Linked DNA regions of Homo sapiens: region 2 is linked to region 1. A link is a contact called in ENCODE Hi-C or POLR2A ChIA-PET data. All regions are on one chromosome and are shown on one strand. The core of a region is the stretch at or near the end of the contact, and the rest is flanking DNA. Distances in the headings are between cores, read along the strand shown.

Evidence for each region. A loop is a pair of places that touch in the nucleus more often than their neighbours do. ChIA-PET counts read pairs that join two places held with the same protein, here RNA polymerase II (POLR2A). Pooled maps may share reads with other maps.
Region 2: a loop to region 1 is called in a map with no recorded cell type, with 4 times the contacts of the local background. The contact joins the enhancer-like site here to the promoter of CNR1 in region 1. A Hi-C loop is called at or near these places in 2 of 37 single-sample maps with no recorded cell type and 4 of 50 pooled maps. POLR2A ChIA-PET finds 5 or more read pairs at or near these places in 2 of 52 experiments (B cell and OCI-LY7).

The regions. Positions count from the first base shown.
Region 1 is chr6:88,164,747-88,168,576 of GRCh38, reverse strand. CNR1 (cannabinoid receptor 1) reads left to right here and starts at 2,230. Exons shown (of 2, transcript NM_016083.6): 1 at 2,230-2,774. RefSeq lists silencers at 1,104-1,303, 1,374-1,813, 1,874-2,553.
Region 2 is chr6:87,794,597-87,798,426 of GRCh38, reverse strand. All of the region lies in intron 2 of LOC101928911 (a long non-coding RNA gene), which reads right to left. Among named protein-coding and RNA genes, the nearest start is that of AKIRIN2, 94 kb to the right of the region's middle. RefSeq lists enhancers at 1,501-1,600, 1,555-2,054, 2,055-2,556. Within about 2 kb of position 1,775, at least 5 of the 41 ENCODE cell types and tissues checked have a DNase peak (open chromatin) inside an H3K27ac peak, as active enhancers do; they include OCI-LY7, where a contact is called at or near this core.

The DNA of each region.
Region 1 (3,830 bases), core at 981-3,480:
GGGAGGGTGGTAGCACCCAAGTGAAATCCTGTGGCCTGAAAGCATTCTAGGAGTCCAGCTCCCCCAGGTTTCTTGTGACTGAAGATGTCCTTATCACAGTCAGAGGAAGCGCTGCCTTGATCCTTTCTTTTAATTACTAGCAGTCATTTGAAACTGAGCTGCCAGGTGGAGGAGAGACTTTGAAGTTATTGTCATCTGGCCTCTTGGGAAATCAGAGTCTGCGAGGTCATAAGGAGAGAAAATTTTTGCAAATATTTCCTACTGCCAGGGGTGTGAGGTGAAGGGAAAATCTAACAACCACGACCCCTAAAAGAAAAAAGCAACAGATGTTGAAGCCTCCTCCCTTTGAATCTTGCGCTGGAGCTGTCTCTGCCATGGAGGTGGGCTAAAAATGCCTGTGAGTAGAGCCTTCCCCAAGCAGCAGGGTTAAGGCTCAGCACTAATCCCACATCTACTATCTATCTCCCAGTCATTCTTCCATCTATCGATGGGTCCATCAGAACTTTATTGATAACCTTTTCTAACCACCCACCTAGTAGGACTTAATCATTTCAGCGGTGGACTCTCTCTCTCAATGGAGTCAAATGGTCATTTGCTTGACGGAAATACTTCTAGTCTAAAGCAGTCTAGGGGGATTTTCAAAAACTGCACTAGTGCTCTGCGGGAAGCCTTTGTACGATTTGGCCTGACGTTTCCAAAACGGTTTTACAGCCTTCCCTCCTCCAGGACCTTGAACTCAACAATCTTCCTTCTTTCCCTGAGAGGCTCGCTTTCACAGATTCTCACCACGTAGTTCAAATATAGGGTCCAGATATAGTACGGTTGCTGTTGGGGTCTGATCAGGGGCGGGAAGACCTGGAGGTCGGTAAAACGGAGCGGTGCGGGATGATGTCTGGGAACACCGGCAAGGTGTCATAAAATGAACGCCAAGGCGGCCACAAGAGGACGGCCGGGAACCGAACCCAGCGCCCAGCACGGGGCCCTTGTGGCCGACGTGACGTGGCTCCGTCAGGTGGAAACCGTGCGATCCTCTCCCGATCCAACTCACGAGAGATAAAGATGTCTAAATAACCACGACCGCCGCCGCACACCCTGCAGGGCCCCGGGGGCGGAGGGGAGGGGAGCGCCTCCTCGGCAGAAGCGGCGGCCCAGGCTTGTTTGGAGGTTCGCAATTCACCATGATAAATGTAAAGACCAATTAAGGTTTGATCCGTGCACACAGGAGGCAGACGGCGGCTGATAGTGGAAACAATTAACGAGCATGTCCCCTAATTCCTGCCGCGGCTGCTGAGCACACCGCGGCTCCCCAGGCGCCCGCCGCTGCCGCCCCCGAGTCCCAGAGCCCCCAGTCCGGCCCTGGAGTGGGGCGTCCTCCTCCAGCGAAAAGGTGCGAGGAGCGGGGCCCCGGGTGGCCGGGGAGGGGGCGCGCCGGGCCGGGAGGCGCGGAGCCAGCCGCCTACGGAGCCCAACTGTTTGCATCGGGGACCGGCGGGCGGGGCGCGCCCGAGTGGTCTCGCCGGGAAAGGGCGGCGGGCGCTGGAGAAGGCGCCTGGCGCGAAGCTGGGCGGCGCCCCGAGGGCGGAGGACAGGTGGCCGCGCGACCGCAGCCAGGTAGCGAACGGCTCGGGGGCTGCGCAGCGCGGTCCCAAAGCTCAGCCCGGCCCCGGGCCCAGCTCGCTGCCGCCTGCCACGGGAGCGGCCTTGCGCGGAGGGAGGGGGCGCGAGACCGCACCCCCGGGCCCGGCGCGCCTCGGCCTCTGGGCTCCCGCTCCCCTTCCCCTTCCGGCTCAGCCCGCTGCCCCAGACGTGACCCCCGCGGAAGGTGTTGGCGATGCGCGCTGCCCGGGAGCGTGTGATTAATGGCCCCGAGGTCGTGGGCGGCGCATGCACCAGCCCCTTCTTGGCCTGGTCAGGGTGTGAGGGTATCCGGGAGCACAGCGAGGTCATGGCAGCGGGGGCCTCCGGGAGCGCGGCGGCGGAGGAGGAGGAGGAAGAGGAGAAGTAGGTGACGCGGGCCGAAGAGGCTTGTCCCCTCTGGCCCCAGGGCTGGCGCCGCGGCGGGTCCCCCGCCCCAAGCAAAGTTTGGGGCTACGGGCGCTGCGCTCAGGTCCCTCCCCGCGCAGTTCCCTCGGCGGGGTCTGTGCCGCCGCCGCTGCCAGGGCAGGACAAAGGCTCATTAACACGTGATGGGACCGCGCTTCATAAATGGGACTGGAGCGAGAGGGAGCCAGAGACAGCGCGAGCGGAGGGAGCGGCAGGGACTGCGCGAGCGGGACGAGGCGACGGGCGCCCGGGCTGGCGGAGACGGGCGGCCCCACGCCGGGCCAGGCGGGGCTCGCGGGAGGACCCAGTGAAGAGCCTGGGAAGGGGCGAGGCTCGCCGGCGGTCGGAGCAGCGGGGCGCCAGTCCCGGTCGCTGTCGCGGGCGGGCGCTGGAGACCGGGACGCCGGCGCTCGGACGGACTGACTTGCTGACCGCCCGCCGGAGGCACACCCCACTCCACCCCACCCCGCCTCGCCAGCAGCCCGGCGCCGGCGCCGCCTCCCGCACGCTACTCCCTCTGCCACCCCTTCCTTCTCCACTTCTTTTCCGCCTCCGCCTCTTCTTGTCTCCCGCGGCGCCAGCGCCTTCCCTTGGCCCGGGCGGGGGCCTCGGCTCCCTGCAGAGCTCTCCGTAGTCAGTGGGGGATATTTCGTTCTAGCGGACAACCAGCCCCTGAGCTGGGCGAGAGGTGCCAAGGGAGCTTCTGTCCCGAGGACCAGGGGATGCGAAGGGTAAGACCTGGCAGAGTTGCGTTTGGAAATACTTTTTCCGCCTCCCGCCCCCTCGGGTACGACCAGTGTGGTCCCCAAGTGTCCTTCGTGGAGTTCTTATTCCGTGTGAGCGAATCGTGCGTCGGTGTTTACTTAGCTGTATGGCCCCAGCCTGTTAACTGTGATCTGTTCTACTTCTGGAGATTTCTACCATTTACTATTTATTGAATGTGTGTGCACCTGGCTCTGTATGCACTGATGTCTGTTTGTAGAAAATGGGTAATTGTGCATGTTTGAAAAACGGGCGCTTGAGTTGGTGCTGAATGCCTATAAACCATGTTAGCAGCTAAGTCTTCCCAGGGAAATACATCGATCTCTGCTGCAAGCCTAGAAACTGACTAATGTAAAATAGTAAATGTCATATAAAGAGATGTATGTCAAATAATAAACTTTTGATAAAAAGCTACAGGAACCACTTCTCTTTGAGGAAAAACAAATGTCCATGTAACTAATACCTAAAATTGAATGTTGATGGAACCGTTTAACTCAGAACTAGCTGTTAGATGACTAAAGTTAATGTTGCATTTTTAAAAGACATTTCTTGTTAAGGCTTACAAATCATAAACGGATCACCTCTCAAATAAAAATATGTTTGCTGTAATAGACATGAGAAACTGTCATTTGGTCATTTGGAAGTTTAAAAGCAACATGCATGTTTCTGATTTTAATAGATTGTCTCTCAGATATTTAAAATTGAACAGATAAAAAAACAAAAGAAATGTTTAGTAACGTATTAATCATTTTGCCTCCCATCTTTTTTTATTTTCCTCCAAATAAGTGCTATTCTTGCCTTTGTTGTTGATTTCCTGATATAGTAAGCCTCCTCGGGCATGTAATCCAATAAGAGATTAGAACAGATTTACTGGTTTTAAAGGTGTTGAAAGATATCTCTGTGGGTCCCATAACTTCTCCTCATTTTTATTACCAAGTTAATATCTTTTGAACAATGGGGGAAATGCAATTTCTTAGAGGAAGCTTAGCGGACACTGAGTATTAGTGGGGTCACCACTGACATCA
Region 2 (3,830 bases), core at 526-3,025, 370 kb after region 1:
TTTCTAGGGTGAATAGTTAGGCAGCAAAAGCATAAAAGAGAAGCAAAGAAACAATTACATTAAAATCAGGGAGGACAAGGGCTTCACTCCTTCAGAAGAAACTAAAAGACTTTCTGTGAAAAAAAATTAATGATACCCAATGTTAGCAAAGATGTAGGAAAAGAGGCATTCTTGTACAATTCTAGTGGGAGGGTGAATTGGTACATCATTTCCATTACTTTTGTAACCTAACTATTCACCTAGAAACACTGTAATTTAGCCTTGAGTGTTTTGAAATTTATATAAATGGGCTCATACAGCAAGTTGGCAATGTGAATTAAATGTCTTATAAAAATGCACGCTGGTTGATCCACGAATTTCCTTTTGATCTCAAGGAAGTTATCAGCTGGGTACTTCAAGATCTATACACAAACCTGTTCATTTCAACATTATTTATAAAAATGGTTTCTAGTAGCACACCCAGATATTTGGATCTTACCAAATACCTTGCAGCAGAGCTATATGGAGATGCAAATATTTTCACCAAATATTATTGAAAACATTTCTCATGTGGTCCATTTTTAATTATAGAAAGCATAAATACATATTTAAATGTGTTGTAGGATATTTCACAAAATGTTAACATGACCCTGGGCAAGGAAAAATCATGGGTGATATATTTTTCATCAATAGTCTGTATTTTATGTATTTTTTCCCAAAAATGGACATGCATTTTAACTGTATAAAAAATTCAAGGCCGGGCACAGTGGCTCATGACTGTAATCCCAGCACTTTGGGAGGCTGAGGGGGGTGGATCACCTGAGGTCAGGACTTCGAGACCAGCCTGGCCAACATGGTGAAACCCCATCTCTACCAAAAATACAAAATTAGCCGGACATGGTGGTGCGTGCCTGTAAACCCAGCTACTCAGGAGGCTGAGGGAGAAGAATCATTTGGACCCAGGAGGTGGAGGTTGCAGTGAGTCGAGATCATGCCATTGCACTCCAGCCTGGGCAAAAAGCGAATCTCCACTTTAAAAAAATAATAATAAATATAAATAAATACATACATACATACACATCTTTAAATGGAAGAAAAAGTAAAATCGGGGCAGAGTGGGGGTGTGACAGGGAAGGGGTGTATGGAGGAGGGATGTGTTCTGGGAGCTAGAGATGCTCTATTCTTGATCAGAATGATAGTCATCAGGGTGTTCCCTTCATTCTGCTGTACATTTATTCTCTAATCTTTTCAGTCACTCTACCATATTTCACAACTTTTAAAAAGGGGAGGGGGTTAAAAAAAGAAAAGTCTGAGAATTTTAACACAAGCTAGGGGAAACTGTAGTTTCAAAGAAAAAAAAAAAAAAGGAAGAAGAAGAAAAGCCTGTTCAGTTGCTGCAATGCCTAATAAAGCTGCAAATACAGCCCAAACCCACAGGCTGTCAGATTCACAAAGTGTGAATGTAATGTAGGCAGGGGAGATGAAGCATTGAGTTATGTTTCTCACTCACACACACACACACACACACACACACACACATGAAAATCTGTCCTTCTGGCCGCCCACCCTTCACCTAATCAGCACCAGTCTAGGCTGCTCAGTGGTGTGTATTCTCACCAAGGTGCTGCCCAGAAGATCCACCTTGCTCAGGGAAGCGTAGTTGGTCCTGTTCCCTTTCACTTTTGCTGGTGCCAGAAATCCTGACAGAAGCAACAGTCTCTATGGTGCCAGAAGAGGAGGCTGTAGCGCTGCCTGGAGACAAACCCTTGCAGAATATATGCTTCCAATTGGAACATGTTGCTTTTAGAGCCTCAGGGCCCTGCAAGGGCAGGATGTGCCGCTCTGATTCCCAGTGTGTGACAGCAGGGGATTCCTCCCAGTTATTCTCAGAGTCAGGCTGTGGTTTGTACTTTCTTTTTTTTTTAGAGACGGAGTCTCGCTCTGTTGCCCAGGCTGGAGTGGTGCAGTGGTGCGATCTCGGCTCACTGCAACCTCCGCCTCCCGGTTTCAAGTAATTCTCCTGCCTCAGCCTCCTGAGTAGCTGGGACTACAGGCACACGCCGCCATGCCCGGCTAGTTTCTCTTGTCTTTTAGTAGAGAGGGGGTTTCACCATGTTGCTCAGGCTGGTCTCAAAACCCTGAGCTCAGGCAATCCGCCCACCTCGGCCTCCCAAAGTGCTAGGATTAGAGGTGTGAGCCACTGCACCCGGCCGGTTTGTACTTTCTATCAGATCATTCAACTAAACTTTGTGACACCGCAGATAAAACAAAGCAGATTAATGTCGCTGATCCAAAGAGCCAGGTTCTGCTGCACTTGGACCCAATGGGACCCGAAGAGGCTTCGGCTCTCCAGCAAAGATTGGGGGAGCCAGGTTTGTCCTCACCCGTAGTTCAGGGATGGTGTTGGGTAATTTTGATAAAGTACCCCTTCCTCATAGAAGCAAAAACTCCTTTCTGTTATTTTTTCTTTTAACTTCCAAATTAAAGACACCAACATGTTGTAACAAACAACATAGAACATCCTTTAATCCAGTAAGGGGCACTGCCAACCATGAAGAAGGTCAGTTCACAAGCAGACACATAGGGCATAGACATGGCCTTCCCGTTGCAATCTTGGTTCCACCTCTCATGGTACCTCACGCTCTCTGTCTTGTGTTGTAACTATCTGTGCACTTACCATTGACTTTATCTCCTCCATTACTGGGCTGCAGGCTCCCAGAGGACATAATCCGTGTACAATGGATTTACCTTTGTTTCCTCCCTGCCTGGCATAATGCCTTGTAGTCAGTAGCTCCTCCAAATGTTTGTAGAGAAGAAGAAAGGGAATTAGCATGCCTTAATCTCTAAGCTGTACCAGTTACTATACATATGCTTAATGTATATGATCATATTTAACTCGTAAAACCAGCCTCCAAGGTGTTATTATTACCATTTTATAGAAATGGTAAAGAAACGGAGGCTCAAAAAAGTTAGATGCCTGCTTAAGATCACTGAGCCAGTTAGAGTGAGAGATGGACTTGAGTCTAGAACTGTCCCTCTGCCAAATTCCTGCTCTTATTTCTTCATTAACGAGTGAATGAATGGGGGTTAATGATACCTGTGCGATGAGTCATCCCCAGACCCCCAGGTGCTACTAACACTGCTTCCCAACCCTCGCCTGGGGTTGGCAGGGCTTTTTTAATTCACTGGATAGTCCCTAACAGGGCTGGCATTAACCCATAGACAATAGAGAAGTGGCCTTGGCATTAGTTTGTGAGATATTCTCTCTGCTCAGATAACCTCCAGGGCAAAAGTGAATGCCACTGCGTGCTTCCTCTGTCCTTAAGCATGACCACACCCATAAGGGCGAAGCAGACTCCTGAACTCACCCAAGCTTTTTCCTTAGAATGTCTTCCCCGTCATCTGCCTGACAAATGCCTGATCATCCTTCAGGATGCCTTCCTCAGCTCCCTCAGGCAGAGCTACTCACTCATTCTTCAGCTACTGCAAACTGAGTAGGGACTACACATTGTGGGGTCTAAAGTAATCAAAAGTCTCTACCCTTCAGGAACAGCAAGCCAAACAGGGAAGAAAAGAGACCAGCTGCAGTGGCTCACACCTGTAATCCCAGCACTTTGAGAGGCTGATGTGGGTGGATCACTTGAGGTCAGAAGTTTGAGACCAGCCTGGCCAACATGGTGAAACCCCGTCTCTACTAAAAATACAAAAATTAGCCGGGTGCGGTGGCGTGTGCCTGTAATCCCAGCTACTCAGGAGGCTGAGGCAGCAGAATCGCTTGAACCCAGGAGGTGGAGGTTGCAGTGAGCTGAGACTGAGCAGTGCACTCCAGCATGGGTGACAGAACAAGACTC